3 separate regions of the Mus musculus genome follow, and regions 1 and 3 are each linked to region 2. The links are chromatin loops, found by intact Hi-C in ENCODE. Cell type or tissue: left cerebral cortex. All regions are shown on one strand. Each heading gives the region's core, and the rest is flanking DNA. Links, peaks and the distances in the headings are about the cores only. Region 1 holds the start of Hoxb6 (homeobox B6). Region 2 overlaps Skap1 (src family associated phosphoprotein 1). Region 3 holds the start of Hoxb8 (homeobox B8).

Region 1 (10,168 bases), core at 1,929-9,928, 450 kb after region 2:
AGACAAGACTACAAACACAACACATAGAAAATTAATAAAATAGAACTTTGTTTTCTTCTGAGGCTCCTCTTCTTCCTTCTAGGTAGTATGTGCTCCTTCCAGTGGCTTTGGGGAGGGGGTAGGAGAGACAAGTCTGGGGTCAGGGAGTCTTTCAGGTCCCTGCTGAGGGGACAGCGAATCTACCATTGAACCGTGCACGGGGGACATGGACGAAATGAGACTCGACAAGGACATGAGCATTCTGCTCTGCTTCCAGGAGACATCAAGTGAGTCCGATTCTCAGTTCTCACCAGAGAGCCTGATGAGGCCAAGGTGGGTTCTTCGGGGGAGGGAGGAGGCGCTGGGGGTGCTGGGTGGGCATCCGCCAAGCGCCCAGGAAGAGCTCTGCAGAAGGGGGCATCCAGGCAAGCACTGGGCCCTGCCCGTCGTGCTCTGGACAGCAAGTCCCCAGACTCCCCCGACCGCAGAGCCTTCTGGGGCTTTCGGGTGCCCTAGGTTCCCCCACAGACCTCTCCCTTCGCGTCCCCCCTCCCTTTGCAGCACCTTCACTCGGCTGGCTTTTCCTCCTCCTCCTCCGCACTGAGCTGAGACGCACTGAGCAGTTTGCTCTCCTTTTTCCACTTCATGCGCCGGTTCTGAAACCAAATCTTGATCTGCCGCTCGGTCAGGCACAGGGCGTGCGCGATCTCTATGCGCCGCCGGCGGGTCAGGTAGCGATTATAGTGAAATTCCTTCTCCAGCTCCAGGGTCTGGTAGCGTGTGTAGGTCTGGCGGCCTCGCCGACCGCTGGGCCCAAAAGAGGAACCTGTTACGCAGAGAGGAGAAACTGAGGCCTGGGGTCATCACACCAAGCCCATAGCCCCTCCCCCACTCGGCCCTCAAACGTAAAGCTAGCCTGTCGGGAGTAGTCTTTCCCCCTCCCATTCCCTGGTCCCCGTTTCCTACTCCTCCAGCGCCCCCTCCAGATTCCCTCCTGGACTCCGAGGCCTGTGCTTTCTTTCTGCCTAGACTTTCAGTGGGGGGAGAGGAGGGGCACTTGGACTCTCACCTGAGCTTGGGGGAGGGGCTGGCCAGGTGTGCCTCCTACGAGCTGTATCTTTTCTTTCCCTTCCTTTCCATCCATCCAGCCCTCCCTACCCTACTCGATGATAGATTCTGGCCCTTAATCCCTAATGACGTGGATCGATTCATAGTCCGCATTAACAGCCCCTCACTTTCGTGTCCTGCTAATGGACATCAATTGGGACTTGAAGCCCACAAATAATCCAACCTGAGACCCAGGAGCCAGTTTGTTCTTCTCACTCCCTCCGCCTGTCCTCTCTTCTTCCTTCCTCAGACTATACGACCCTATGGTAGTGTCTCACAGCTCCCTGGTCCCCCTTCCCCAGTTCTCCTCCCCCAGCCCCAGGGAAACACAATCCAGGACCCAAGTAAACTCGCCCTTGCCGGCGTCATGCCACCCCTCCCCTTTCATGACGCACTCTTGTTTTTAATGGAGTGGTCTTTGGGTGCGGGGCACCCCCCACCCCTCAGATCCGGACAAGAGCTAGGGAGAACATAAAGGAATACAGGACCAGAGACTGAGTCCCCTAACCTCTTCCGGATCAACAATCCTAGCCTGACTTAAGTAGGGAGAGCCCACTTATTCCCCCTGCCTTACTGTGCAGCTGGGACTTTGCAAACTTTGCAACTTCTGCGGGCAAGAGGACTGATCTGGAGGTCGGGGGGGGGGGCAATCTTGCTCTATCTGCTGAGATGCCCACCTAGTTCCCAATGGGAGAATTGGGGTTGGGGGATGCTGACACTTTCAGTCTTTCTGCTTGCCGACCCCCCCCCACACACACACACACACAGACACGGGACAGCGGGAAGTCTCACTCACTGTTGCACGAATTCATGCGCTGCATCCACGGGTAGACGGGCGTGGAGCACTTCTGCTCCTCGGTCTCTCCGAACACGCTCTTGTCCTGTGCGCAGTCGGACTTGCGCGGCTCGGGGTGGAACGGGGGCGGCTCGTCGGCGCCGGAGAGAGCGCAGGCCGCGTCCTTCTCCCGGTAGAAGGCAGGCGCCGGCCCATAATCACAGGGCGCCGCCCGGCCGTAGCCGCCGCCGGCTGGTGGGTAATAGGAGGACGCCGCAAAGCCCTTGTCCTGGCCGGGTCCCGGCCCATAAGGCGCGGGGTAGTGCCGCAGCGGGTCCGCATAGCCAGACGAGTAGAGCGGCAGCTGGCCCAGGAAGGACTCCTGCCCGCTGGCCAGAGTGACGGGGAAGGTGGAGTTCACGAAATAGGAACTCATCGGGAGGGGAGGCGCGCGAGGCCGCTGCTGCTCCGCCGGGTTTATGATTTGTTGTGTTTTATAGTCCGAGCGCCGCGCCTATTAGTAGTATAGCCGAGATTGGGTTTTAGCTGAGGGGGGATGGCGAGGTGCCAGTGAGGGCCAGAAGGAAATACAACCATCTGATCCAACACTGACCAATGGCAGAGGCAGGAATTGTCAAATAGCACCCAGGAGGAGCGCAGCCTGCACGAGGGACCCGCGCACAAACCTATCAACCTTTTCCCCCTCCTTCCTCTCTCTCTCTCTCTCTCTCTCTCTCTCTCTCTCTCTCTCTCTCTCTCTCTCTCTCTCCACAACGCGCCCTGATCCACCTACGTATGATCTGCGAAAGAGACGTCTGTGCTTTTGAGGGAGGAGGAAGCAGTTAGATGAAGATCATCCCATTCCCCAGTGATGAAATAAATACAACCTCCCCCCCCACCCCACCCCACGCAGGAATAGGGAAAAGTTAATTGTGTTTTCAGAAAAGTTAACCCCTGCGTTGCATGGGCCCGTTCCCTCAAGGGAGGGCTGGGTAAATATCCTCGAATCTCGTTGAGAGAGAATAAAGGGGGAAGGTCTGTTTCTAGGGTTTTGTACTGGTGTGGTGGTGGTGGGGGGTGGAACGAGAACGGACTTGTCCGCTTATTTGCTTCATTTTAGAAACAAGAAAAGAAGAAACACCCTCCTTTGAAGGTTTGGAAAATCGTTTATTGTTTATCAGGCCTGTTTCCCCCTTTTAAGTTTAGGTTTTATTGTATCCCGACTTCAACCCAATTCCCCAGCTTAGAGGAGGGCAAGCCAGTTCCTTCTGCCTAGAAGACCCAAAAGAAGGAAATGTCAGGGGTGTGTGAGCCCAGTTTCTCCCTCTGGCTGCTCCCCGAAGCTATTTGCTATTGCTATTTGGCAAGCCGACCATCCGTATGCCCAGCACAGCTCAGCCGTCCTGGCTGCAGTCTTGACTGAGACTGGGCCCTGGAGAAAGAAACTAGTAGTCCTTAAACTTGGTGATGAAGGGGAAACCCCAGCCTAGGTAACTTTACTTGTTTTCATCTCTATTCTTCCTGCAACCCTTGCTTGGTCTCTCCTCATCTATCCTTATCTCTCAGGCCAAATGATGTAGCAAGAATCCCTGGCTACAGATTTTTAGAACCAAAGATGTTCCCTGTAAATCTAGATACTGGGGGGAATTGTCTTAGAAATGTTGAGTCTTCAGTATTGGAGACCGAGAGTCTCCTCTTTTTCCTACTCTCTTTATAAACTGGTGGTTCCCTTTGAAATTCGCATCCCAAGACTTGGTTTGGATTTGATTTTATAAGGAGAGAAGGCTGCTAGGTCCTCCTAGGGACTTAGTAACCACCTTCCAACCATCAAACTGGCATGCTTGCTCTAGTTCTAGACACTCACAACACTCCTGTCTCTCAGCCACTCTACAGACCACCTCCCACGTCTCATGTTTATATCACCTTCTTAGCTGCTGTAAGGACTTGGGAGTGGAAGAAAATAGCTATGCTCTCTTCCTCTCTCATCCAAAGAAAATAAGGACAGATCCCAACCTGGGGGACACAAGGTATTTCTGACATTCTAAAATGCACACCCAAGACAAACAGTGTATCCAACCTGAAGACAGGGAGGATTGGTTGTAAGACGGTGCCTGGGGTCAGGCCAGGCTGACCCACCTCTGCCTTGTTCTTTGGGTTCCTTTTTGTGAGCCAGCTCTGCCCACGGTTAATAGGAAAGGGCTGAGGATGGCTGATCAAGAGGGAGGATTTATTTGGCTGCAATGTGGCCTCTGAAGTTCTTTGAACTCATAGCAACTGCTAGGCTGTCCCTTTGTGGCAAAATGACCATTCCCGGGTATCTCTCTTAGCCTCAATCCAGTGGTGGAGGTGGTGGGGCATAAAAAGAAGCTCAAACCTCCTAGTGGTGAAGAAAGCATTGCTCTCCAGTCTAGAAATGCTGGGCCCATGCTGAGAGAGGAATAGGAGCTATTTCATCAAGGCAACAAGGCACGGGAGGACCCTCCCCCTTTCTTGCCACTGAGGCTGGGCCTTGGGCCTCAGCCTTTCTCCCTGGTCACAATGTCCTCATCATAGGAAATACTGTATAGCTGTCCATGTAAAGTATGGCCCAAGTAAGAGGAGGCTTTCTCCTGTAATAGAGGCGGGAAAATAATTGCTTTATCCTTTAGAGCAGCAACCCCTGAATTAACCTCACCTCCGCAGGTTGCTTGTCTGAAGATGGAGCCACAACGGCCAGGGCCAGGGCGCCTGGAGTCGGGCATGAAAGGAAATAGCGCCTCATCGCTCTTATCTAAGCCCAGAGGTATTTATGAGCGTTTATTCATCTGATCCGTTTGTTTGGGAAAAGGAGCAGGCAGGCAGAGCTGAGCCAGAGACTGCCTGGTTTCTGGAGCCAGATCTCTAAGGATCTGCCTGTGGTTCTGTCCACCTCAGTTTGTCTGTCTTCACTGGGAAATAAGTAGACACACAGCAGGCACCAGCCAGTTCTCCATTAGGGTTGCCGCCCCCTCACTCACAGAAGGAGGGATGTAAATATATACCAAGTCTTGAGTACACAGCATTGGGACTGTCCTGATACCCCACAGGCAGGATTTATAATTGTGATTTTCTGTGCTTTGAGTCTGCAGTCCCGTGGGTAAGCATGTACATTCCAGCTCCCAGAGAAATGTTGCTTAAGTCATTTTCAGCTCAGGAGAGAAAATCTCTGGAAGGTAATCTTAGGAATGCCTTTTGCCTGTATGAGGAGGTGGTGAGACAATATCTAAGCTTCCTATTTCTCTGAGATGACCCCCCCCCCGCCAGATCCTTGGGTAGTGGGTACCTTCTCCTGTTCCATCCTCAACTTTACTTAGGATGGGGGGAATGAAAAAATCTCTCAAACCCAATCCCCCCCCCCTTCTGATCGTCTGAAATGTTCCCCAGTAGTGCAATGTGATGGCGCCTATAGATTGGAGATAGACTCTTTACGTGGACACTCGGCCCTAAAATCGACTAGTCCAAATCGCGAGGTACAAAGACCTCATTTCCATTATGCAAATGATCGGCATCCTCTCTGATCTTCTAGGAGGAGTGGGCAATCCTTCTCTCCCTCCTCTGCTTCACCCTTACCCTAAGAGCTCCGAGGTGGTTCAAGCCCTGTACTAACCTGACTTCCCCCTCCCTATGTTTCCTTCTGGTTGCCAAAAGAAAAAAAATTAGGAGGGCCCCCAGACCTTCCTGCTAGATCCCTTGGGGCCTCCTGCAGAGCGAGCAACTCACTAAGCTGGGTCTGGCCTTCTAGCCGCCAGAAAGTCACTCTTAACGCACGGAAGGAAAAAAAAAGCTTAAAGATTTGCTCTAGAGACCTCTAAGGCTCCTGGAAGCAGCAATGGTGTGTGCCCCCAGCACTACACAGCCCCTAGGCCCTCAGCTCCCAGCCAGACCTTAGTAACACCTTGCCCAGCCTGGCACCGCAAGCAATTTCCTGGAGCAGCCCTCCCCCCGCCCAAGAACGGGGGGGGGCACAGCACCTTGAAAGGGGCGGCCAGAGCTTCCTCCAGCAGCTTGAAAGACCGAGCTAATCAGTAACCGGTGAGACAGGGGCCAAGACTCCAACGCCTCTGCGGAGGCGCGCACCCCGCCCTCGCCACCCCCTTTTGGGAAAGCGGTTCCGTTAACCGGGTGTGAGGGGTCCGGCAGGACAGGAAATTACAGTGTTTTGTTTTTTTTTTTTTTTTTTTTTTTTTACGATTTCTCCTCACTCATGATGTTCTACCAAAGCTTTTTTTTTTTTTTTTGCGCGATTTCGCTTGAAACGGTCGAGAATGGGGGAGGGGACCAACACTCACTTGCAGACACCAACAGTTTCCAGAAAATTCAGTTCAACTCCTTCACCACGGACTCGCCAGCTTAGGAATTGGCAAAACCCACAAACCAACTGGAAGAATACAGACTGGGTTTGTCTTTTGACAACCGAGTGGAACTGCCTGGCCGGCGCCTCCCTTAACGGGACCCCCTCCCTCCCTTGGCAGAGAAGAAAACTAAATAAACCTTGAACAGATTTGGCCTCACATCTCTCCAGCGGTCCCCAGTCGTGTCTCGTGTCTTAGGTGGTGAGGAAGGTCGTAGGTCTGAACCCTCAGCCCTTTGGCTCAGTACCCCCTGTCCGTGGGTTACAGTGTTACTCCTCTAGACTCCCTTTCCCACTACCAGCCTTCAGGTTTGTGGCTGGGATGAGTGTGGAAGGGTATGCAGGAGACGGGAGAAGGTTGAGGATAATGTGACAAGAGACTCATTCCGCTTTCTAATCTGCACTCGGGGACTAAGAGGACATCAGCGTGGGCCGGTATCCCACCGAACTGCGCGACAGGGGCTCAAAGCAAACCCGCAGGGCTCGGGGAGTGTCGAGCGATTTGCTGTACCAAAGCCGCCTGTCCCCGAACGGACGGTAGATGGCAGCAAACTGCATAATTTGGGTCAGAGGAAACTGTCTAAGGGACGATTTATAACCCACCAAGACTACAAGGGGAAAAGACCTTTAGTTTGAGTGGGTTTGGAGGGTATTTCCCGCCGCAAATAGGATCCGAGCGTCCTAGATGTTGGCGATTAATTTCGCTTGCTAAGAAACCAAGGTCTCTCAGTGAGGCCCTTTCAGGCCTGTGTCTAGAGCTTTTTATCTGGGCCCCCAGGGAACCCCAGTCTTGTGCCACAAGTGGCTACGTTTCCCTCTCCTAATAGCCCAGGAGACCAATGTACCTACACACTCTCCCAAGACACTAAAATCGGATAACCTGAGACCTGAGCCTGAACCATCTATCTGCACAGGCTCCTTAAGAAACAAGAAGACAATCCTTATTCATGCAAACCAAACGAAACCACAACGCCTCCTGTCCTTCATTCATACCCACAGTCACTTATCTCTCTGTCACTGATAGCTTCTCTGGGGACCTTTCGTCCCATTTTATAGTCCTCACCAGTCAGCCTGAAGCCTATCAACCACTTTAGGAATCTGTCTCATACCCAAGAGATCTTTCCCCCCCCCCATCCCCTCCCCCACCCCCAGGAAGCCAGGGAACAAAAATTGGGCGGCGAAAGACAGGACTTAACTTTGAACTCAGACTCCAGGAGGTTTTCCCAGATCATACATACCATTACATTTTGTATCCCAACCCACCCACTCCCATCCTCCCAGACATACACACCAAATGGATTTGTGTGTACAAGCCTGAAACAACATGCTAAAAGTCTCTTCCCAACCGCATTAAAATCCAGGAAAAGTTTGAAATGTGCCCATAGCAGATATACAATTTTCTCCACCAAAATCCATACATCTTATACCAATAAAACACAAGTAACAAGATCAAATCACACAGAGACCAACAGACTTTAACCTACCGCATTAAAACCACAAAACTCTCTCCCTGCAGGCTCCCTCCGGCTGGCGGGAGTGGCAAGAGACCGGTGGCAAAAGAGCTGGGAGGTCTTCGGCTAGCTTCCCTTGCTTTGGGTTCCTTCACCCACAACCCTTTATTTTCAGAAATGTCTCCGAAGGAAGATAGCGAACATTTCTCTGTGAATTGTTCTTTTTATATCACTCTAGACGCCTCTTCGCCCTAGGCTGGCCTCTGCGGAGATTCCAGGCCCCACAGAGACCAGGACTTCCCTCAGCGCCACCGCCCCTCGTGCCAATGCAGCCGGGAAATCGCCATTACCCACACTGGGCAAGAGAAACCGCACGGGGGCAATCGGAGAGGCCAGGAAAAGGGAGAGATGGAGGGAGGTGAGCACAAACCCACAAGGGCCAGAGCGACTGGCCAGCGTGGCTGTAGCCCAGACACCCCCCACCCTCGCTTTTGCAGACCCCTCGCTGGAGATCTCTCCCAGCTAAAAAAGCAACATAAAACCGGCCTCATAGGCCCCTTTCCATCCCTCCTCCCCATCTTCCCTGCAGCCGGTCCCCCTCCAGGAAGCAGCCACCCCTGTCTCTACTACAGAATTTCCTGGGAAGCCTCTCCCAGCAGCGCCCAGAGGTGGGGTTCAACCCTGTCTTGAAATGGGGGGAGGAGGAGGGAGAAAAATCTAAGCCCCACCCCCTGCAAGAAAAGGATGCAAAAGAATAAGAATTGTAGAATCTTCCTTACCTTTGCAGAACTTGGGGGATTTTGCCCTCCTCCGGATTCAAAAGGATGTGGAGGGAGGGATAAAGGAGCGTTCGGTATCTTCTTCAGCTTCCAGATAATATTGTCCCAACCTGAGAGCCGTCGTTTCCCCTTCTCAGACTTGAGAGAGAGGTTGTTTCGCTTTTCTGATATTTGCATAGAAAATGGAGTAAGTTCTGGCTTTGAAAAATGATATCAGGCTGCAGTCCTGGGCAGATTGTCCATTTAGCCTTCATGATGACTAAAAATCCCAGATCAGCAAGTAAATTAAGAATCAAAATTATTTTAGGTTCTCTCTTTTGTGTAATTCCCACCCCTCCTTCCCTCTCTCAGCCTTCTCTCCTCTCCCCCCTCTCCTTCTCTCTCTCTCTCTCTCTCTCTCTCTCTCTCTCTCTCTCTCTCTCTCTCTCTCTCTCGCTCTATCGAGCTGATATTGAAGTATAAAAATATCAAGAGGCTGGAGCCCTGAAGGACGGTAGTGCTCCGACCTAGGTGTGGTGTCCAAAAGAATGCTGCATTATAACCACCAGGGAAATGATAAAAAGTTCATGTTCACGATCGCCCGGCCACATGACCGGCGCCGGCCAATCGCTGGATTCAACCACTCATAAACTTCTATCACAAAGTTGTAAATTTTCATAAAACAACAAGGAATTTATTGCATTTCTTCATGGCTGCTCCACCAGCAACCCTTTTCTCCGTCGCCATCTTCTTTTCTTCCCCTTCTCTTTTTAGGGAAACCCCAATCTGAGACAGCTGAGATTTGGGGTGCAAGAATTCAGGGTGGAGAAGCCATAATGGTTCAGCTAGAACCGGGGTTTTCTCTGGAACCTCCACATTTTTTCTCAAGAGCTCTGTCTGTCTTTTATAGTAAAAGTCCCCACCCCCACCCCCAGTCCTCCACAAGGGAATGTTCTGAGAGGTGAGGCCAAAGCAGCAGCCTGTGTTAGGAGCTGCTATCTGCTTTGTGACAAAAAGAAAGCTCCTGTACCCCCTCTCTTCATCTGAATACCCCACATTCCTAGCCCTAGAGACTGTGGGGTTCCCCCACCTGTGCGGTTTGCAGCATTGCAGGTGTGGTGTGGGGGTGGTGGGCGTCAGTCCACAGGGTCTAGTTTTTGCCTCGGGAGGGAAGGTGTCCTGGATAGGGGCCAAGCTCGATACTCTAACAAGCAGATTCTCCACCTCAGCACCTCAGAAACTGGGGTGGGGGGGAGGGAGAAGACAGATCACTCCCGCCCCAACGCCTGCTTTCGGGACCAGGTTCCCCTGTGCTCGCCAGGGGTTGCAGCGGTCAGTTCTGGGGAAGCCGCAGGTTTTAAGGGCTTTTTCTTACAAATTGAAGCTGCGGGTTTTAAGGGCTGTCTCTTAGAAATTCAAATTAAGCAGATTTTTTCCGGAAACCAATCACCTTTTTCAAGCCCTTTTAGTTTAAGATAACCTTCTTTAGACAACTGAGGGTTTGTAAACGAATAAATATTAAAAACCAGTACCCCATGTCTAGGTGAAAAGACACTGTCGTTTAGGTTTTTCAGCGATGAAGGATTTACGAAATCCTTGATTTTATTTTAACAATAACTCACTCCGTTTTCCTAGGCTTTCTTTAAAAAAACAAAAACTACATTTTAGGTTGAGTTTCTGGTAACCAAACGCAGAAAACGAAATAATCCCCTTTAAAAAAAACATATTT
Region 2 (10,168 bases), core at 698-8,697:
CACAATTGCTCATAATCAAGGGGAGAAAAATGCAAATGAGATCCGGCCGAGAACTATCACCACCAAACGTTTATTTCACTGCACAGTGCCAAAAAGAATTAAAACAACATTAAACTCACAGCAATCATGTTTAAGCCCTCGTTTCCAAGTGCCAAATTGCACCACTCTGGATCATACAGATGTTCGTTAATTATGCTAATTTTTATTAAACTATTAAAATGGAGAGAATACTGGCTCAGCCAGGCAGACCCAAGCTCTGAATGAACTCTTCTACTGTCTAGAGGTGCTAATTTACTGCTTTTTTTATTAAGTTGCTGATTCTTGGGTTTTAGTTTTTAGGATCGAACTGAACTGAATTTCTGGGATCAATGTTTTCCCCATAAAATCTGAACTTCTCTTGGCCCAGCTGTTTGGAAAAAAATTGGGAAGAGTGCTTTGAGGCTCCCAGGAGATGTACAGACTTCTTCAACGCAGAAGTGTCTCTACCTTCAAACTGGGGACACATACCTATACATATCATTGTATATATCACTGGGGCATCCAAACTACACATGTTCTCCACTCCATGACTCTGTATACTATGAAGGCTAAAGGTGAGACTTTAATGGTCTTTTTGTTGTTGTTTGTTTTTGTTTGTTTGTTTGTTTTCGAGACAAGGTTTCTCTGTGTAGTCCTGGCTGTTCAGGAACTCTCTCTGTAGACCAGGCTGGTCTCGAACCCAGAAATCTGCCTGCTTTTGCCTCCCCAGTGCTGGGTTTAATGGTCTTAATGGTACCGAATTATTACTTGAATAAGTTCTAGATTAAAAAAAAAACCCAAACCCAAACAAACAAACCAAGACCCCACAACAAAACTCCTCACATGTTCTGCTTCACATCACATCTCATCTGGAAGAAATAAATATGGCATGTTGCTTTTTTCCACTTTTGATGAAACATCTGTTTCTCTCAACTTGAACCTTGTCAGATCTCCCTGAACCCCTTCCACTCCCAGCGAAGAGGTTTTGAAAATGAAAGTTGGTGTTTGGTCTCCATGATCAGGACAGAGGGACGATTGGCTTGGGTGAATGGCAGGTTGGATGAACCTGAGTTGCACACAGTGCTCACTGTCACCCACAATCAGAAGTGTTTATGGGGGATGGCACACAGCCCTAAAGGGATGTATGCTGCTGATCACAATCAACAAGAAAAAACAAAGCCAAAAAAACCCAAAACAACAACAAAACCAACCCACCAGACCTGCCATAAAAAGAACAGCCGATCCTATAAACAAAAAGCAGTATGGTCATCAACAACAGGCATGTCACACAGCTTGACTCTGCCTCCAGTGTCTTCCTATTGCTGTTTATGGTTTCAAGACTATGATAGGCCTCCTCAGTGTTCCTCCTGTCACAGGGCCTTGAGCCTCTGTGTGGTGCTGTAAATACCCTGTCAGTAGGTGTCAGGGGACATCAGGGAGAAAACCAGCAGGCGCCTATCATAAGCCTTAAAAGAGATTAAATACCCCTACTCCATGATTGCTACATTTTAATTTCTCTCCTCCCTGCTGGTTCCTATTTGTATAAGCTCTTCCATGGCTCCCCTGGAGTAGCACAGACATGACCTGGAATGACCATCCTGTCTTGGGATGAGAATTCAATTTCTAGGCTCAGTGAATCCTAGGCTGTTCCAACAGAAGGAGCTCACAGCCTCTTAAGGCTTCAAGTCTTACACTGGAATCTGTCAACCCTTAACCTGTCTATGGAGGGATGGGAAAGACTTTTTCTGAATTCTCGAAATTGGCATTACATTTTGGGTGGAAGTATACGTGGGTCCCATGCCCGGAGTCTTCATTAGATCCTCAAAGGGTTTATGAATCCTCCCCAGTTTACAGACGAGCACCCTAGAGGAAAAGACAGTGGATTTCATGGCCTAGGTCTGGACTTTGTCCTATTATTGACTCTACTAACTTTACTGAACAAAATATAATTAACAACAACAACAACCAAGAATCCTTGTTCCTCACTTGCTGGGGTTTTCTAGGTGTGGGTCCTTTCCTGAATCCTGCCTGTATCCTCTCCCTTCCTGACCATATTTGCCTGTCATAGGGACCAGCATTTACACTTTGACTTCAAAGGCTTTCATAGATTTCAGTGGCTTTTGGCACAAGCCTCTGACGGGCTTAGCTCCATTGAGAAGGCTCTGTTATGGAGGCCTTGGGTGAGTTCCTTTTTCACATCAAAGTGGCCTCTAAGCTTCTGTGCAACAAGAGGCCCTGAAACACTTGAGACTTCTATTCTCTTAACCATCAAAGTTCACTGTGTTAGTGTTGTAAGTGAGAGGCTCCCTCTTGAAGAAAACAATCAATCAGGCTTGGACACAAAAGATCAATAAGTGCCTGATATATGTATGGGAAAATCCAATCAATCGTGGAAGTATTGGTTTATGATTGCTTATTTCTCCTAATAGAGATCATTTACCATATATTATCATTAGTAAAGATGTGAAATTTGAATTCCTAAGCAGAGTAGATTGTATAGTCCAAGATCAACACACACACACACACACACACACACACACACACACACACACACACACCCCTTCTGGATTGGCCTACAAATTCTGAACTCCTAAAATTCAGCTTTGGGAATTTTCTTTGAGATAGCCTAAGCTTTAAGAGAACTTGGGGGGTTTAGCTCAGCAAGTTCCCATCTGCAGGAAGCAGAAAGCTAGGAAGAATTGTTTACCAAAGACGGACATACCCATTTTTCAGCACAAACCATTCTGTGAGGAGATTTTTCCTGAAGGGATAAGGAAATGGTTGGCTGGTTAGCTGGTGGTTTTGTGACACTGGAAAGGATGGGAGCCCAGCGCTTAGCTAAAACCTTGAGTCATTTGGCGGCCTCTCCAGGCTATTTTACACTGTGCTTAAGGTTCTTGGCAATCATTTTCTCTTTTTCCATTATTCAGAATTTTGGTCTATAGATCATAACACAAATGAGTCATTAAATTTGCTCCAATTGAGCCAGTTTTATTTATTGTTACGTTTCAGGGAACTTGCTATCCTGATGATTGATGGACCTGCTTGTCTGAGGAGATAGGTGTTATTAAAAGGGAGAGAGAGAGAGAGAGAGAGAGAGAGAGAGAGAGAGAGAGAGAGAGAGCGCACATTGGAAGGTGGGTCAGCAAAAGCTGTTGGGGGTTCACAAGGACAAGTCTACAAAGCCCAGGCCAGCTTAAGAACAGAGTGCTCTGAGGAGACCGTGTGATCCACACGGAGGACCTGGGAGCACTTGAGCGAGAGGGAGGATACAGCCTGAATGTCCTGAAGAGGGTGTGAATGAACACATGACCTCGCAGCCAAGGCCAGGGAGGTGTGTAGGATCTGTGCACACCAGATGCTCTTGGTGATGGAAATGTGTGTGAAAAACTGTGTGCAGTGCAAGCAGAGGCCACAGAGAAATCATGGAGGGAGGGGTAAAGAGAAGCAGGTTTGTAAAGAGAGCCAGGAATGGAGCAGACAACTTACACTTCACCTACCAGAGAGAGGGGAAAGGCAAGGTAAACATTTACAGACGGGAGGAAACAAGGTGCCCGGTGCAGAATTCAGGAACAATAGAGGCAGCCCCATTTCAGAGCTGATAGAATTGTGATACCATGTGAGACGGGCATATTAATATGTATTCCATAAACTGTGCAGCTCGCAGCTCCGCCACTCTGTTTTGCTCTGACCGCAGTACCAGCCTCAGGCACCGCAACACAATTTGGAAACAATGTGACGGAAATGTTTAATCTGCTCGGCCCATCTGTGCTGCGTATTTCTCCAGATCTCCCTGAGAGAGGCGCCTTGAATCTCCACATTGCCTTTAATATTCTCCTAAATCACTTCCCCACTGCACTTCAAGGGCCATTGCTACAATATCACAGGTTCATCTAAAGTGCAATGGGGAGGGGGGTCGGGAGGGAGGCACAGGCTGGGAGATTTTTTATTTTAAAATAATTTCCAGAGATCGTCTTTTCTGCTTCCTTAAAAAAAAAAAAAAAAAAAAAAAAGAAGAAGAAGAAGAAGAAAAGTTATTCTATTGTTGCTGTAAGGTTATTGAGGTTGTTTGGTACAAAACAGGGTAGGACAGAGTGGAATCATTCTCCAAAGAATTATATTTATTAATCTCCATTCTCTCAATTGAGCGTGGGAGGGGTGAGCAGCTGCTTGTTTCTCATCTCTGTTTTGCACCTTGCTAGGGTGAGGTGCTCATTAGGGGCTGTGGCTCTCCGTTCTCATGGCATTGAATTTGGGCTTGGTAGTTCTCAGGGCTAACTCTGCTGCTTTGCAACAAACAAAGCAGTATACATTTAATCCCTGCCCAAGGTGCCCTAATCAGGAAAGGACACTTTACATTTTAAATTTGGGCAGAAACCCATAGGTTTTCTTTCCTTGTAGTGCAGATACTGAGTGTTGGATTCCTGCTGCATTTCCACACTTGATTTCGCCAAATTCAGCTATTTGGGACTAGAATGTGGGTTCGGTGAAAGAGGGGACAAGTCGCTGTGTTTTAGACCCTAGATGAATGGGAGAGAGTTGCACATCACCAAGAAAATTAGGATTCCTTTTGCTTTGTGAATTAAAGAAATGAATAATTTAATCCTCAAGATTGTTCCGGCGAGGGAAAGGCGAACGTCCCAGTTGCGGGGGCCCTACAGCCTGTCGGTGTGTTACATCATCTGCACACATAGGCGTTTCCATGACAACAGCTTATAGCTTCATTTCCTGGATCCCTCTAGGGGGTGTCACAGCCAGATCCACCTGCTTTTCACCCTACCCTCGGTGGGGTCATGGTAAGGTCGCCAGAATAAATGAACGCGGGTACTAATGATCTGTTTACTGCTGTTTATGCTTGGTGTGTGTCAGGGGCATGCACATTTAGAGAGCTCATTATGGCTGCAATTAGAATGCACCATCGCTAGATATTTAACTCCTTTTTCTTTTAAATTAGCATTTTAATAACATTCTTTGAGCAGAGAAACAAAATGACCATTTTTCACGGACAAACTTCTAGCTGTAGGTGCAACTTTAATGGCAAAGTTGCGAAGGGGAAAGAAGGGAGAGAGGGGGAAAAAGGCCATTTTTACTACTTTCACCCCGCCTCCCTACCAAAAGGATATTTTTATTTGCTTTCTAACACACTCAATTTCCTAAATTTGTTTTGAATCCAATTATTTTGGGTGGTTTAAAGTACCGTGCTCTTGTTGGACGGAAATTAGCAGCGATTGAAATTAACTTTTTATGTGACCTGTGAAAGGGGCTAAAATAATTACAAGTGTAGAAGAAATCCTCCTTCCAGGAGACCCTAGCTGTAGGACTGGGCTGTGAGACCATTCTCAGAACACCTTCATACTGCCACCACAAGGACTTTTTTTCTTTCTTTCTTTAAGAAGGTGACTGCTATGTTTGTCTTTAGAATTATCTTACAGAGCGTAAGTGGTGACAAACACGCCATTATACGCAGGATAAATAAGAATCAGATAGAAAGACAACAATAGCGGGGTATGAATTACCATTTTAAAAAGGTCAGATGGTGGGAGCCTCCAAGAGCAGGAGAGTTGGAGCAGAGATGAAGCAATGCCGACAGAGACGGACTTGGTCAGGGTATTCTGGAGGCATAGCTTTTTAGGGACCAGACGACACCTTCTCTAGGTGTTTACAGATGCTCTGCTTGTGTAAAGTGCAGTGAAAAATAACAATTTGAATGTTTCGATTATCTTTCCCAGTCCCTTCCATTTTCATTATTTATTTCCTATAAATCGGGACTTTGCTGAACATAATTCTGCAGACAAGGAGGTGGAGGGGACAGCTGATGTGAGCGTGGAGATAGATGGTGGGTGCGTGCAAGATAGATGCTATGCGTTTATGAAAAGGGAAGGCAACCGTGGTGAGCATCCACAGGGTAGAACAGGCAGGCATGAGAACATTTTATGGATGGAAAAGGTGTAAGGAAGACGGTGGGAACCGGCGCAGTGAGCCTACCCTCCCGGAATCCACGTCCAAGTTCTGCCTGAGATGTCCCACGCTTGCTGTGACTCCTGTGAACCTCATGCGCCTTTCCATGACAACAGACAGGATTTCACAGCCTTGGAGGCTTGGGAGGTCAATAGTTGAAAAGCAAGAGTTAGAAAGAGAGATCTTTATCCACAGCAAAACAATCCCAGAAGTCATTCCCACCACACTACACACACACACACACACACACACACACACACACACACACACACACACACACACACACACACACACCACACACACACCACACACACACCACAGAAGAAGAAAAAATTAATGATGCAGCAGGAAAAAAAAAAAAGAACCTTTCTAAAAATGCAAGTTTAAAATGTTTATGCTCTCGCCTCAGCCTCGCTGCACCTTAGAATCTGCCATTTCATAAACAAAATACTGATGGCACAGACTATCATTTGGTGATAGCTACCCCAGGACATATCTAGATGCACTTCTGTTATTTTAATTAAATACTGCATTATGGTTTGTGACAACTCCATAGCTACTGCGTAAATGAATTCCGAATTAAAGTGTTACTTAGGCATCCAGTAATTTTTGTTTCAGTTCTCAGTTTTACAAAGCAAATAGCTATAAAATCAAGATGTTCATTCATTTACAGATGGGGGAAGGATTGTTGTTGCTATTTTTTTCCCCCCTTAATCCTCATGCACGAGAGGAATCTGGCTCCCGACACCCTCAGCTTATGAGCCACATCACAAAGAAAAACACACCCTCTCGACTGGAATGTGAAACACTGAATATTAATTGCTGGTATTATGTTTATCTTTGCAGTAGAGTCCTGGCTTTTAACAGTTGTCCCGATGGGCTGCAGTCTTGAGCTGCCAGGAGAGTCTTCTCCTTTGTTGAATGGTTAGGAACCTATTTGGTTTCATTTTCTTGAAAAAGAAATTGAAAAGTGCATAAAAGCTCCATGGAAGTTTCTGGATTTGGAACTCCTCTCAAACATAGTGTATTAGTAAGGACAGAGAAACTCTTGTGCCTTTATGCAAAAAAAAAAAAAAAAAAAAAAAAAAAAAAAGGGCATCTCTAAAAAAAAAAAAATTTAATTTAAGTATGTCACCATCCCCTAAATGAACTGGAGATATAATTTAATATCACCAATTTGTTATAGTTTAAACATTGCTTAATTGGTAAATTATGAGAAAAGTTTGGAGTTTTCTCATTTATCAGTTCAGAATCTCACTCAAAATATAGTAGGGCAAAAGGATTTTTTTTTGCTCAAATCTTGAGGATTTAATTGTCATTAATATGTCTTGTCACATTAAAAAATTTAAAATAGCAAGTTTTCTGAAGACATCATCTATTATTGGTCTGAGAATCAATACAATCTTTTAATTAGTATTAAATATCTTCTGTCCGTGGATGTCAGCAGCTTCTCGCTTTCTGTATTCTCACGGTTGCCCCTGACTTCCCATAATGAATCTTCCAACTTCGACAGAAATTACTGCTCTGTATGTTTGCTACGAGACTATAATGTGCTTCAGTATTTTGCAAGTTTGGTTGGAGTGCTGAAACCATCCGATCTGGAGAAACCCTAGCAGGAGAGGCTGAGGGAGGCTGGGTTCCTTCTGAGAACGTAATTACACAGAAACAAAGCTTTCGCGACTCCTTTTAAATAGGGCACATCACTGAGATGTCATCTAGCCTCTCTAGCAGATTAGCGAGGAGTTTATTACTAAATCTCTGTCTATTAGACATGTAGCTGACTCTGGAGGAGCAGCTTGTTATAGGACTGGCGGCAGGAAATGGAGGGAATGTCACAGTTAAAGACACAAATTTCCCCTGTAATATATTCGAATGGAAACCTCTGAATCCAATACTACATGGGCATATCTAATAAATTCACAATATTTCAGTCTCAACAGCCTTCGCCGGTTAGTTTTAAAGATTTATGTGGTAAAAAATTACTCGGTGATGAATATGGTTTACTCTGTGCAGTATTGGAGGTGTAAGGAATTAAACTACCGTCTTTAACAGTGAATTTATTATTACCTCTGTCAAAAGACGAAGCCTTTAACAGCATTTGTTATAAATTCACTGCAAAATAAATGGCTGGCTTTTTTTTTTTTTTTTATGCTGGAGTTTGTAAAGCGTTGGGCAATTCTGAGCATTAACCTAACCCCTTCATGGCTTATATGGTTCTGTGTAAACATCTGGTGTGGGACTTTCTACCTGACTCTGGGGTGTGTGCGTGTGTGTGTGTGTGTGTGTGTGTGTGTGTGTGTGTGTGTGTATGTGTGTGTGTGTGTGTGTTGAAAGTGAAAGAGCCTGTCTAGGACAACAGTTTAGAAATAAGGAGATTAAAGAGAAAACTGCAGTTGTATCCTCTCTCTCTTAAAGGGTTTTTATAAGAAAGAGACAGGATCCAAGGGGCCAGGGCTGTCGTGCAGTCGGCCCCTTGCTCGCAGGCCTACGTGCATGCACGTGCACACAAACAGAGGCACACAAACATGGGCTCACAGGCCTATGTGCATGCACGTGCACACAAACAAGCAGCCTCTCCCTTTTGTCCTCTCCTGGAATGGGTATCCCCTCATTTATAAAAATTACCTGCAAGGAATGAGGCTGCCAGGGTTTGTTCTAGACGATTGGTTCCTGTCTGGGGGAAAGGAATGGCCTCCACTGAATTTGACCGGTGTATGACCGTTGCCTTCCAGCTGACCCCAAATCCCATTCGCATCCCCCTAACTCCTGCTTCCCAAAGGGGTTATTAATGAGAGAAAATACCACCACCATCATCATCTTCGTCATCACAGCACGGTGTTGACCTGCTTGTTAACATGCAATGGGGTGGCGGGGACACCTTCTGCGTTTCCCCCATGCCATTATAAATAAGAAAAGATAGCTTCTGATGGTCTACCCCTGCCTACCCCTTTGGTTAGGTCAGAGGTGAATAATAGTTCTTTGACAGGCATTGATCAGTTTCATCACACTGTTTGGGCAGTCTGTGCCCCAGGCCTATATTTCCCCACTTACGACTCCCAAATTACCTCCCAAATAACCTTAGCCCATCCCCCCACCCCCACTCAGTCAAGCTGGGGGTACGACGCCTGAGGAAGTCCTAAATGGACACTAGATGTCACCAAACACCTCCTTTCCCTCAGAGCCCTGAAATTAAAAATAAATAAATAAATAAATAAATCCTTCCTTTAAAGCAATCGAAGGGATTAACTTAGGGGTTTTTATGAGCGGTGTTGTCACATTCAACTAAACACACCTAAAAGAGGAAATATCATTGCACGTTCTCTTTCTCTCTCAAATAATATACAGATTTTTTTTTTTTTAAAGAAAGGAAGGAAGGAACAGCCCAAGGGAAGAGAACGGTCTATATTCTTAAGTAGTCCTTTAAGGAGGTAAGGGGGAAGAAACCCCTGGGTTTTTTAAGTCCCCTTACAACAGGCATTATGTTAACACAGCCCAGGTATGCCCGGCCAGGCCTGCTACATTTAGGCAGCGGGAGCCAGAGACAGCTGTTCCATCCCAGGTAACAGAATCTATCCTAGTTCATAGAAAGTCCATCTACCCACATGAAGAGCCTCATGATACACTGTTTCCACCAGCTAAGATGTCAGCCCAAAGACGGGCACTGCAGAGCCCTGAAAAGACCTTCCTGTCCTGGCTAAGCCATCACGTATCAACCCTAAGGAATGCCCAACTTGTTGCTCCAATGCTGATTCCCAAAGAAATAAGGCCTTAGAGCCTTATCAGTGAAGGACACAACCCAAGCTTCAGAGATGCATCCTTCTGGCTCAGTTTACCTCCACAGGAGGCAAGGGGTATGTGGCTCTTCTAGTTTCCAGTTAACTGTGTTTTTCCTTTCGGTTTTTGAGACAGTCTCAATATATGTCCCTGGCCGGCTCAGAACTTGCTATGTACACCAGGCTGCTTTGGACTCAACAGAGAGATCTACCTGCTTCTGCCTCAGTCTGCAGGGATTAAAGGTGTGAGCCTCTACACCCTACAAAGTTTCTCCTTTTTATTTGCTGGGCCGCTCATGTTACTGCCATAAATCAGTTCTAGAACTGATCTGTTTCCCATTGGCCATTCAGTGATGTGGTATCTCAGACAGCAGAAGCACCTATGCTATTTAGAAGGAATGTTTTCTAAGGGAAAACCT
Region 3 (10,168 bases), core at 189-8,188, 460 kb after region 2:
AGATCTTGATCTGTCTTTCGGTGAGGCAGAGCGTGTGCGCGATCTCGATGCGCCTCCGCCGAGTCAGGTAGCGATTGTAGTGAAATTCTTTCTCCAGCTCCAGGGTCTGGTAGCGCGTGTAGGTCTGGCGGCCTCGCTTTCGGTCAGGCCCTACACACAGGATTAGAGAGAGAGAGAGAGAGAGAGAGAGAGAGAGAGAGAGAGAGAGAGAGAGAGAGAGAGAGAGAGAGAGACTGTGTGAAAAACACCAACAGAATTCTGACCCCCTTCCTAGGTGGTTACCTTGCTGGAACTACATTAATCCCCTTTCACTACTAGGTGCAGAAAACATTTTCTTTTCTTTGTGTGTGTGTGTGTGTGTGTGTGTGTGTGTGAGAGAGAGAGAGAGAGAGAGAGAGAGAGAGAGAGAGAGAGAGAGTGTGTGTGTGTCCATAAGAGTTGTTCTGTTTTTCAAGCTGGGTCATGCTATGGAGCCTCTGGCTGGTTTCACACTAGCAGCCATCCTCCTGATTCAGCCCCAAGTACTAAGTGCTGGGTTCCCAGGCCAGCCCCAGCACACCAGGTAGTCCTGTCATCCATGAAGGGTGGTTTTGCTCTGCCAGGAGCTTCTGAAAACCAGGTAGTTCTCAGCTGCTGGCTCCCTGAGACTCTATTCCAAAGGGGCTAACACAGAAAGAGAGCAAATTCTGTCATCAGTCACTCTCTAAGGTCAGGGGCACCAAGTCTACCCTTTCCCCATTCAGGTGGCCTTTGAGGTACAGGGCTCTGGAAACCATATTAGTGTCCCTAGAGTGGGGCTCCAGGCCTAGTCTGAGAAGAACAGAAATAAAAGGAGCCATAGGCCCAGTCCCCACCCAAACTTGTTGTGGAATGGGGAAGAGACAAGGACATTATTTCCTTGGACCTTGGCATTAGTAGACTGACAGAACTTGGCTCTGATGATTCCTTCCCAGTAAGTATCAAGCAAGGTCTGACTACTGCCTGCCTTCCTGCACATGAAACCTACTTGTCTGAAGCAATATTTGGGCCTCCAGGACTGCAAGGAAGAAAAGAATGACCAGAGTCTACGAGAGAGAGCAAGGTGAAGATTCCTATGGTGGGGCAAAAGGGTATCTGAGAACTCCCAGCATAGGCTCAGAACCCCAAGGAGACTGGGGAGATGCTGGTATCCGCCCTCTTGGGAAGGAGACAGGAGAGGGGAGAGAGGCTAAGGACCTTAATTTCAAGTCAGCTATAAGCCAAGCTGAAATATTTACGAGGTGGGGGGGGGGAGGGACTTTGATAAACCAACTGGAAGGTCAGTTCAATTACAGGGTAGGTAACAGGAACCGTGAAGAACAATAGTCAAGAAATGGTTTCCTCGTGGCCCCCAAGCCCATGAGTATAGGAGTCTCTGGCCCGGTTGGGTCTTCTGAGCCTTGGAGTTGGCTCCCAAGCCCACCTGCCTCGGGGAAATGTAAAAGGTGTGCGAGGAAGCTGTGAAGGAGACCTGAGGGAAGAAAACCTATGGTTCTTAAAGCATCGTGCACTCCCTAAATCTTGATTTGGTTCTGAAGAGTCCTAGCCCTCCCCAAGAGGAGAGTCATCTTTCTGGAGTGATACCACCAAACTTGGCTGTTCCTCAGGGGCCCACAGAGCCCTTGGAAAGACACCTGGAAAAAAAAAATAACAAACAACCTATGCTCTCCTGGGGAGCTGACGGGCCTTCTAAGTCCATCAGGAGGTGGGGGTCAGTAGACTCATCGCTCTGGGTCTCAGACTAACTCCTTCACCACTCTTTGACTCTGTGTCCCTGTCTGGGTCCTCATCTCTTCTGTTTCCTCTCCCCCATCCCACCAGGCCTCTAGAGCCCACCTCTAATTGTCCTGATGGGAATAATGGGGGAGCGGGGTTGGCTAGAAAGGAAGGGGGAGGGGAGAATCGCTTAGCGCCATGGCCCCCTCCTCCATATCTTGCCCAAGCTAGGGCTGGGGGGACACACCCAGAACTGAGCTCTCAGGCAGGGAAGGGGGGAGAGAGAAGAGAAAGACCCTAATGGCTATTCTCTGCAAACCCCAGCCTTTCTAGGCAAGACAAACGGCCTCGTCTCCAGCCCGTGCCGGCGCTGCTGATAAATATTTAAAGCTAAAAGGCCGGGAGGAAGGGTTGGGGGCGGGCTGGGGGCTTTGAGCTCTGTGGCGTCGGCAAAAAGAGATCCGCTAGGGCCTGAGAGCACTGAGCAAAACTGGGAGTGGGGGTGGCGCGCGTGGTCCCAGCCCAGACTTAAACGGCGTGGCAATGGCCGATCTGCAGCCGGGAATAACCTGGACACAGAGAAGGGTGCCCTGGCCGGAAGGGAGCCCTTCTGGGGACCGTGGCCCGGACACTGCGGCTCGGGACCGCTCAGAGCGCGGCTTTACCTGAGCTTCGCATCCAGGGGTAGATCCGGAAGTTACTCTCGGCCGCCAAGTCCGAGTCCCTCTGCTCCTTGGCGCCAGCCGCCTTGGCGGGGTCGCCCGGACACACCCCGGAGAGGTTCTGCTCAAAGGGCGCGCAGTGCATGTTGAAGGAACTCGGTTCGAGCCCGTAGCCGGCCGCATAGACGCCAGCCGCGCTCTGGCCCGCCATGGCCCCCCCGCCGGAGTACAGACCCTGCACCGAGGCGGAGAAAGGAGCGCCCGGACCTGCTCCATAGCCCGGGCGCTGGGGGTTGGAAGCAAAGGCGCAAGAAGTTTGTTCGGGGAAGGCTCCTGGAGCGAAAACCGAACTTGCGGCTGGATATTTAGAAAATAAAGCATTCGCATAATACAATGAACTCATAATTTGGCCGGATGATTTGTAGTCGGGGACGTTTTAGTGTCGGTTTTACGAGATTCCTTGATATATTACAGAATTAGAGTCCAGATTTACACCAAAAGGACCCCCTTTTTCCTCTTCTGACCACGTGACCCCGGCCCACGTGATATCCCCTCGGCCAATGGTATGACGGCCTCCCGGAGGCTCCCAGTAATGTGGAAAAAATTGTGTGGCGTTGGATTTATAAAATATGATCAATAATGAATGGGAAGGCCGAGCTCTGCGGATTGGGGCTGGGGGCTTAAGGGCCGCTGTCGACCCCCGCGGGCTGGAGGCAGCTTGCAGGCGAGATTTGGGGAAGAAGGAATTGAGTGGAAGAGAAAATAAATAACCTCTGAGGGAACCGTGTTGTCATCCCCCACCCATTTCCCCCAGCCGGTTACAGAGCGAGAGAGACGCAGGGATTGAATGTTCGCAACTTGGTGGGTGGGTGCTGGCCGAATATTTATTAATTTGGGTTAATTCATCCGAGCTGCTGCTCTTCTCCCAAGAGGAGGCGAGCCTGGCCTCCCGGTTGTCTTAGTGCCCCAGTTGTAGTAACTAGATGTGACCAAGGCGTCCCTAAGGCAGAGATCCAACCCAATAAGGCGTTGGACGCTGAGATTTCTGATGACAATAAAAAGATATACAAAATTTAAAAAGAATGGAATGGGGGCTGGGAGAAAAAGGAAGGGAGGAAGGAGGCTTGGGTCCGGCTCGCTGCTTTCCCGGTTCCGGAAGGCGGATGCCTCACTCACTGGAGCGTGGCTGCCAGGAAGGCAGAAGCAACGAAGGAAGGAAGGCTGCGGCAAGCCGAGGCCTAGAAACTGGGAGAAAGTGACGACGTCCCAGAGAGGGGAGGTAGGGAGGAACCGCTTCCCTCTGCTCCTGTTTCCCCAACCTGAGTCCAAGGAAAAAATGGAAATAGAAACTCAGAAGTCTTGCGCTGCATCTTTCTCACCCCCCCGTACCCCCCCCCCCAAACACACACACACACACACACACACACACACACACACACACACACACACGGAAACAAAGAGAAAAGCGGCGGGGGACACTAGCCACCAGCCTGGGTAGATCTCTTCCCAAGAGCGGCCTGGGCGCTGGAGTCTCCCTGGTCCTTCAGCCTCAGAATGCAAGGGGAGGGGGTTTCTCTTGGCTCCCCTCCCTCGATCCTCTCTCCTCCAATCACGTTCAGCCGCCTCCCTCACCCCCTGCGCCCCTGGGCCCAGGGACTCGCACCACCTGCTTCCAGCCCCCGCCCCCGCCCCCTCCTCTCAGCGACCTAGCCTAGGCCAGCCCAGGAGCCTGCTGACCAGCTCCCCCCCACCCCCAGCCCTGCAAGGCGCCTAGGAGCGAATGAGGAGCGGCGGCCCGGGCCAGTCTCGGGTTCTCGCTTGTAAACTTTATTGTAACTCTTCCGCCCTTTTCAGGCGCAGACAACAGAACAAAGTATAGAGGAACAACAAAATATATAATTAGCCCTCCCTCCCCCCCATAAAGCAATTCACAGATACAGGATACATTCTCTTCACAGTAAACCTAAGAACACTTTTAACAATGCTCACAGCGCGCATGCTAACTAAAGTAATCTCTTTTGAGAAACACTTAAGACAAAATTGTCAAACCAAAGGGGGTGGGGGTGGGGGGACAGGAGGAAAAGAGAGAAGCAAGAGAGAAAGCCAGCTAGGGAGGGCAGCGGGGAGAGGGGGTTGCGAGGAAAGATGGGGACGCGGTGAGAGAAAGAGAGCGAGAGAAAGAGAGAAAGTGAGCGGGAGACAGAAAGAATTACGGCGTGAATAGGCAGTTTCATGTTGTTGGGAAAACTTAGCAGAAATCGGTACCTCGGTCATTACAAAGAAGCACGTTCAAAGGAAACAGACCATTGCACAAGGAGGCTTTTTTACATGGGGCGGGGGCGAGGGGGTTCTGCCAGGCCGCAGTCGATCACCCTCGCAGGACGAGGGAGTCCTTGCTTAAAATCCTTTTCTTTTTTTCCCCCCGGACCCCCAAGAGAAGGGAAGGAGATCCACGGTAGCTCACACACAGAAGCTATTACGAGATACTACCACTAGCGGGGACTGGCGCGGCGGGGGACGCTGCTGTGGGAGGCCCAGCTCCTGGCTCCGCTCGCGGGGCCGGAGCTCTCGGAGGCGGGGGGCGGGCGGCGGCGGCGTGGTCGCGGGGGGGACCGGCGGACGTGCGGGCTAGTCCGGGCCCGAGCAGTCCCAGCTGGAGCCTACTTCTTGTCACCCTTCTGCGCATCGCCCTGCTCGGCGGTCTCTGGTGCCCGCTCCAGCTTCTCTTTCTCCAGCTCCTCCTGCTCGCATTTACTGCTGGGAAACTTGTCTTTGTTGTTCTCCTTTTTCCACTTCATTCTCCGATTCTGGAACCAGATTTTGACCTGTCTCTCTGTCAGTCCCAGCGCGTGCGATACCTCGATCCTCCGCTTGCGAGTCAGATAGGGATTAAATAGGAACTCCTTCTCCAGCTCCAGGGTCTGGTAGCGACTGTAGGTCTGGCGGCCTCGCCTGCGTCCGGCGGCTGCTGGGAATGGGGGAAAAGGGCGAGACAGAGGGGAGGGTGGGGGAGGGGGAAGAGACAGAGAAGGTTGGAAGATTCGTGAACCAGCCTAGGAGACCAGGATAATAAGGGCAGGGGACCCTTATGCGGGGGCGGGAGGGGGAGCGCGGAAGACGCGGTCAGCGGGGGGGGGGGCGAGGGGGGACTAGACAGCCCTGAATCTGCAGGGGCCATAAAGGAGGAGCCCCTTCTCTGGTAACTAGAACCAGAATAGGGGGTTCAGATACATTAAAAGTGCCATAAAGTTTAAGAGGGTGGATGTGGAGGGGGGAGTAAGACTAAAAAGCCAGAGTGGGGACCTCGAACCCACCTTGAAAAGCCCCCAGAGCCTCTGCCCCAGAAGAAAAGTTTCTTCAGGGTAATTAAACTATAAAGCAATTGAGAAGTGCAAACGTTGAGCGCCCCCACACCCACCAGTCTTTCTCCACAGCCCCCATAAAACAGTAAAAGGGGAAAGGAGGAGAAGAAGAAAAGTTAAGGAGGGTGAGGGGTTTATGGATTCAGGAAATTCGCTTAGAGACACCCCCCCCTCCTTCAAAGGAAGCAAAAAGAAAAGGGGAAAAAGAAGAAAAGAAAGTGGGACAGAAGGGAGAGGAGGTAGGTGTTTGGAACGGAGCCCACAAGTCCTCTAGGAGCAGAAGATACTCCCGGACTGCCCACCAGCCCTCCCCCCCCCACCGGCATGGGGGCCCCCCTGGCCCCTTCCCACCCTGTCAGGTCCAGGTCGGACGGGAGCTCACCTTGAGGGCGCATCCAGGGAAAGAGCTGTGTGGGCGACGGGCTCTGCTCAGACCCCTCGGCCTCCTCGCCCAGGCCGCTGGCTGCCGCGAGCTTGCAGTCTGCGTACTGCACCAGGTCTGGATCCTGCGCACCGAACAGGCTCTGGCGCTGCAGAGGGTCGTAGCCGTAGAAGTTGCCGGGGTCGCCGTGGCACGCCACGGCGCACGGGTTCTGCTGGTAGGGAGCTGTGGACAGCGACGATGGCCCGTGGTAGAACTCCTGGATTTGCGAAGGGTGCTGGAAGCTGCCGCCGCTGCTGGGACCGTACACCACGGTGGGTCGGCCGCCCAGGTCCTGGGCGAAGCCGCAGTCATAATAATTGGGGCGCAGGGACTCCCCGGTTTTGTATTTGGAGAACAGTGAGTTGACGAAATAAGAGCTCATTTTATTGAATTTTGAGGCGGCGGCGGCGGCGGCGCAGGCTGTAGTTGGGGGCTGTTGGGGAGGGGGTGGGGAGGGGGAAAAGGGAGGGAGAGAGAGAGAAAAAAAAACGCGGATTCGCCGGCTCCTAGTCACCCTCGCCAGGAAAGGAGAGGAAAAGGGAGGAGGGGAAAAAAAAGAAGGAAGGAAGGAAAAGAAAGAAAAGACGAAGAAGATCTCAAAGCCGCCACACTTTTTGTGATTTCCAGGAATAGAAGAGCGAAGCCTGCAAAAGTCTAAGCCTGCATGGCAGCCGCGGCTCGCTCGCCCTCCCCCCACCCCCCACCCCCCAAACAAAAATATACCGCCACTTAAAGAGGTCCTCGCTTTACATTTCGAAGAAGGGATGCCAGTTCATAAACAGTTTTCGGTGATTTACTTCCCTCCAAATGAGTTGTTTCATATTTTGCCCCGTCTTTTCACCATCATTTGCATCCATTAGAGACCCCGCATCCTATTGGCTTCTGGGTACTCCTCCCGGACAGAACGCAGAGCGAGGGTGAGAGCGAGAGAGAGCGAGTGCGAGAGAGAGCTAGAGCGAGAGAGCGCCAGGGAGTGAGGAGAGGGCAGAAAAAAAGGAGGGGAAGAGAAAAAAACACCCAGGGAGAAAGAGGGGGAGAGGGGGGGAGAGGGAGGGGGGAGAGAGAGAGAACGAATACGGATTAAATCTGTTTAACTACCTACATTAATGAGATATCTCTTGCCTCACAACAAATCAAATACCTTCGCAGACCACCCCCAAAGACTGATGTGGGGGAGTCACGGAAAAACACCATACACACACATCCACAACGCTGAGCCTGGCGTAGGCACGCTGTTAATTTCGCGATTTTAACGAGGCAATTGGAGTCTTTCTAAATGTCAGGGTCGCTTCGGAAAAATGTAAAAGAACACGGTTTAATTGCACCGAGTTTTAAAAGGTCCTATAAATGTAATTGGTATTTTAATACAAGTTATCAAATCATACAGCTTCCTCTCCTAAACATATTTTCAAACAAACGAGGTAGTCATATTTAAAGCTTTAATGATCAATTTCCTTATTATTGATAAAGGTTTAACTATCGTGTGGAGGGAATTGGCTGGGTAACCAGCCCCCAAAAAAACGGCTGTAAACTCTTTAACAAACTATAAAACGCAATAAAGCCGGAGTCTGTTGTTGTTTATGCTGCAGCGCATAAAAGCTGTTAGCATTTTACGAGTTCTTTCCTCTACAGCTATAAAACTGCAGCTTCGATCGCCCCCGCCGCCCGACTGAAGCACGGTGGGGGTGACTTAGCTGAAATGAGACCGATTATGGGTTGCTGTGGATTTTTTTTTCCCTTTCGGCACAAACGGTGACTTTCCCCGAGATTTTCTCCCTTGCAGACACACCTGACCCCACTGGCTCTTATGAGACCCCAAACCACCCCGAGATCTGTCCTCACCTAGGTCACGCACATAACTTTCCCTCATTAAGCAAACACGCGAGATTTTCTGTGGAAAGGGAGTCTGAGAGGGCCTGAGAGAGGAAGAAGAAACTTTCTGGTTAATGGGCAGTGCTAAGGTGGAACAAAGTTCTGCAGGCGGCTGCCAATTCTGCCATTTACAGGAGCTTTACCTGCTGGTGGTTGGGGGGAGCTGCAAGAGAAAGGGGGGGGTCTTCTGGAGGTGCTTTGGCCACTTTAGAGGGAAAGGTCCAGTGATATCAAAGGATGATATCTCGTGTGGCTGTAAACCTGTGCCCCGGGCCTTGGCATTCAGAAACCAAGCCCCACTGACACCCAGCTTTCTGGGGCCAACCACCCATTCCTTCTACACACAAGCCTTCCAGGTATAGATAGTGACCTCTTCATCCACACAGCAAAAGAGGTAAGGGTAGTGGAGACTAAGGCTGGGTACCAAGGCCTTGGTTACTGCTGTCTTATGCTCTCCCGTGCCCAACACAAAGGTGTGGGTTTAAAAGGCACCTGTTATTGGTATATGTCCCCATAGCCATTTGACCACCTGCACTAACCTTGGAGTGGAAAAAAACAAGGCCACCAAGGTCTCCATTTCCCCTCTTCTCTTGTTGGGGTGCCTTTAGTTGGACCTCCAGCACCTGAAGATCTGAGGCCTCAAATCCAGAAATGACTGGCTGCCCCACTCCAAGCCCAGGCCCTCCTCTGTGTACCTGGCACATGGCTGGTGGGGGGGGTCAAACCTTAGGGTGGCAGGCAGAACCAATGGTCTCCTGAGGGAACTGACTGGAAAGACAGAGAGAAGGAGAAAGAAACGTCCTAGAACAAAGGCAGAGTCAATTTTACAAATAAATTAAATCTACTGCCCGTTCTCTAAGGTGCTTCTTTTTTTTTTTTTTTTTTTTTTTTTTTTTTTTTTTTGAGGGGTTCCATGAGCCAGAATCTTTGTAAAAATGAAACCACGTTTCCAAAGAAGCTGCACTAAGGGTTTCACTCGGCCTTCTGAAGTACAGTGTATATAGAAAGGAGAGAGAAAAGGAGGGGGCCAGAGAGAGGGAAACTGAAGCAAGCTGTGGGGTTTTGTTTTTCCACACGGATGAGAGGTCGGTGAGGCAAGCTAAAGCAGTGTCAAGTTGTTGCTGAAGTGAACATTTTTATCAAGTGCGGGGGATTTTATGGTCATGATTTGAGGACTCACTGGTGGGATAGAAATTCAATGGCTTGTTCTAAATCATCCCTACACCGTGCCAGAAATTTCTGATGGAAGGAAAATGTTTCTATTATAAGAAAGAAAAAAAAAAACAAGAAAGAGCTCGGAGATCAGTTATAAACACCCAACGGAGGGCAGATTTATTGGAGAAACTCAAGTTGAGAAGACACTCCGCTGGCCTCTTTACACCTGGTCCTGCGGAAAGAGAAGAAGCCACACGGGGTTCTGGGGTCATTTTTGGAGGCTCAGGTTGGAGGCAGGTTCAGGCTGGACTGAGAGGAAAGTGAAGATTGGGAACCAGCCAAAGGGGTTGTAGGCAGTCAGAGGGACAACCTCAGAACGGAAAAGTGCCTGGGTCCAGGCTTCCAGCTGCTCCGTCCCAGAAGGACTGGCTTCCCCGAGGTTTGCCAGAGTAAGGACGCCAAGGGCATAGCCTGGGCGCGCCCGAGGAAGCCGCAGCTCTCACCTGGGAGTCCGGAAGCGTGGAAAAGCCAGAGACTGCTCCCCGTCGCCATGTCTGCCTCTACTGCTGTTAGGAAAAATGCGCAGGGTTTTGACTGAGCCTTCCGAGGAGATTCTGAAGCCTTCCCGCATCCTGCATCCCACATCCCGCATCCCGCATCCTGCATTCCGCACCCCTAGGGAGAGTCTGTCCGAGCCTTGATGACCAGGCACTCGGCCAGCCTAGACCTGCACACATGTAAAGGCTCTGGAGTCGGCGCCCTGGGGCAGTGGCCCCTCTGACTTGGAGCACCACCGAATCTTCACCAAAGCCAGGTCCCCATTTCTCCCAAATTTGGAAATCTCCCAGATTGGCACGTCCGGATTCTCTCTTCAGCAGGTGTGGGCAGCCCGCCTGGGGTAGCTTCCTCTTCAAAAGACCTGCAGGCTCACCAGTCTCACCTGACCCATTGTCCTGCAC

The links. Hi-C counts contacts between places; a loop is a spot of excess contacts. Peaks named below come from ENCODE experiments on the same cell type or tissue, not always from the same donor. Only the 100,000 strongest peaks of a DNase experiment are listed, where the experiment ranks them.
Region 1: it touches region 2 in a loop (7-fold over the local background); 5 of 42 quality-filtered maps call a loop at or near these places.
Region 3: a loop joins it to region 2, with 2.8 times the contacts of the local background. A loop is called at or near these places in 10 of 42 quality-filtered maps.

The regions. Positions count from the first base shown.
Region 1 is chr11:96,291,306-96,301,473 of GRCm38, reverse strand. It overlaps Hoxb6 (homeobox B6), which reads right to left and starts at 2,400. Exons shown (of 2, transcript NM_008269.2): 1 at 1,883-2,400; 2 at 1-805. The coding sequence starts at 2,297. The coding sequence ends at 546. Hoxb5os (homeobox B5 and homeobox B6, opposite strand) reads left to right here. Exons shown (of 3, transcript NR_131758.1): 2 at 7,920-8,099. In left cerebral cortex, for the core only: a CTCF peak has its summit at 6,773 (motif pointing right); a DNase peak (open chromatin) is centred at 6,767.
Region 2 is chr11:96,736,796-96,746,963 of GRCm38, reverse strand. The region is part of intron 10 of Skap1 (src family associated phosphoprotein 1); the gene reads right to left. Among named protein-coding and RNA genes, the nearest start is that of Snx11, 36 kb to the left of the region's middle. In left cerebral cortex, for the core only: a CTCF peak has its summit at 4,764; DNase peaks (open chromatin) are centred at 3,718 and 4,682; H3K27ac peaks cover 277 bases.
Region 3 is chr11:96,279,359-96,289,526 of GRCm38, reverse strand. It overlaps Hoxb8 (homeobox B8), which reads right to left and starts at 7,622. Exons shown (of 2, transcript NM_010461.2): 1 at 6,141-7,622; 2 at 4,202-5,364. The coding sequence starts at 6,564. The coding sequence ends at 5,057. It overlaps Hoxb7 (homeobox B7), which reads right to left and starts at 2,881. Exons shown (of 2, transcript NM_010460.2): 1 at 2,400-2,881; 2 at 1-150. The coding sequence starts at 2,799. In left cerebral cortex, for the core only: a CTCF peak has its summit at 4,867; a DNase peak (open chromatin) is centred at 5,134.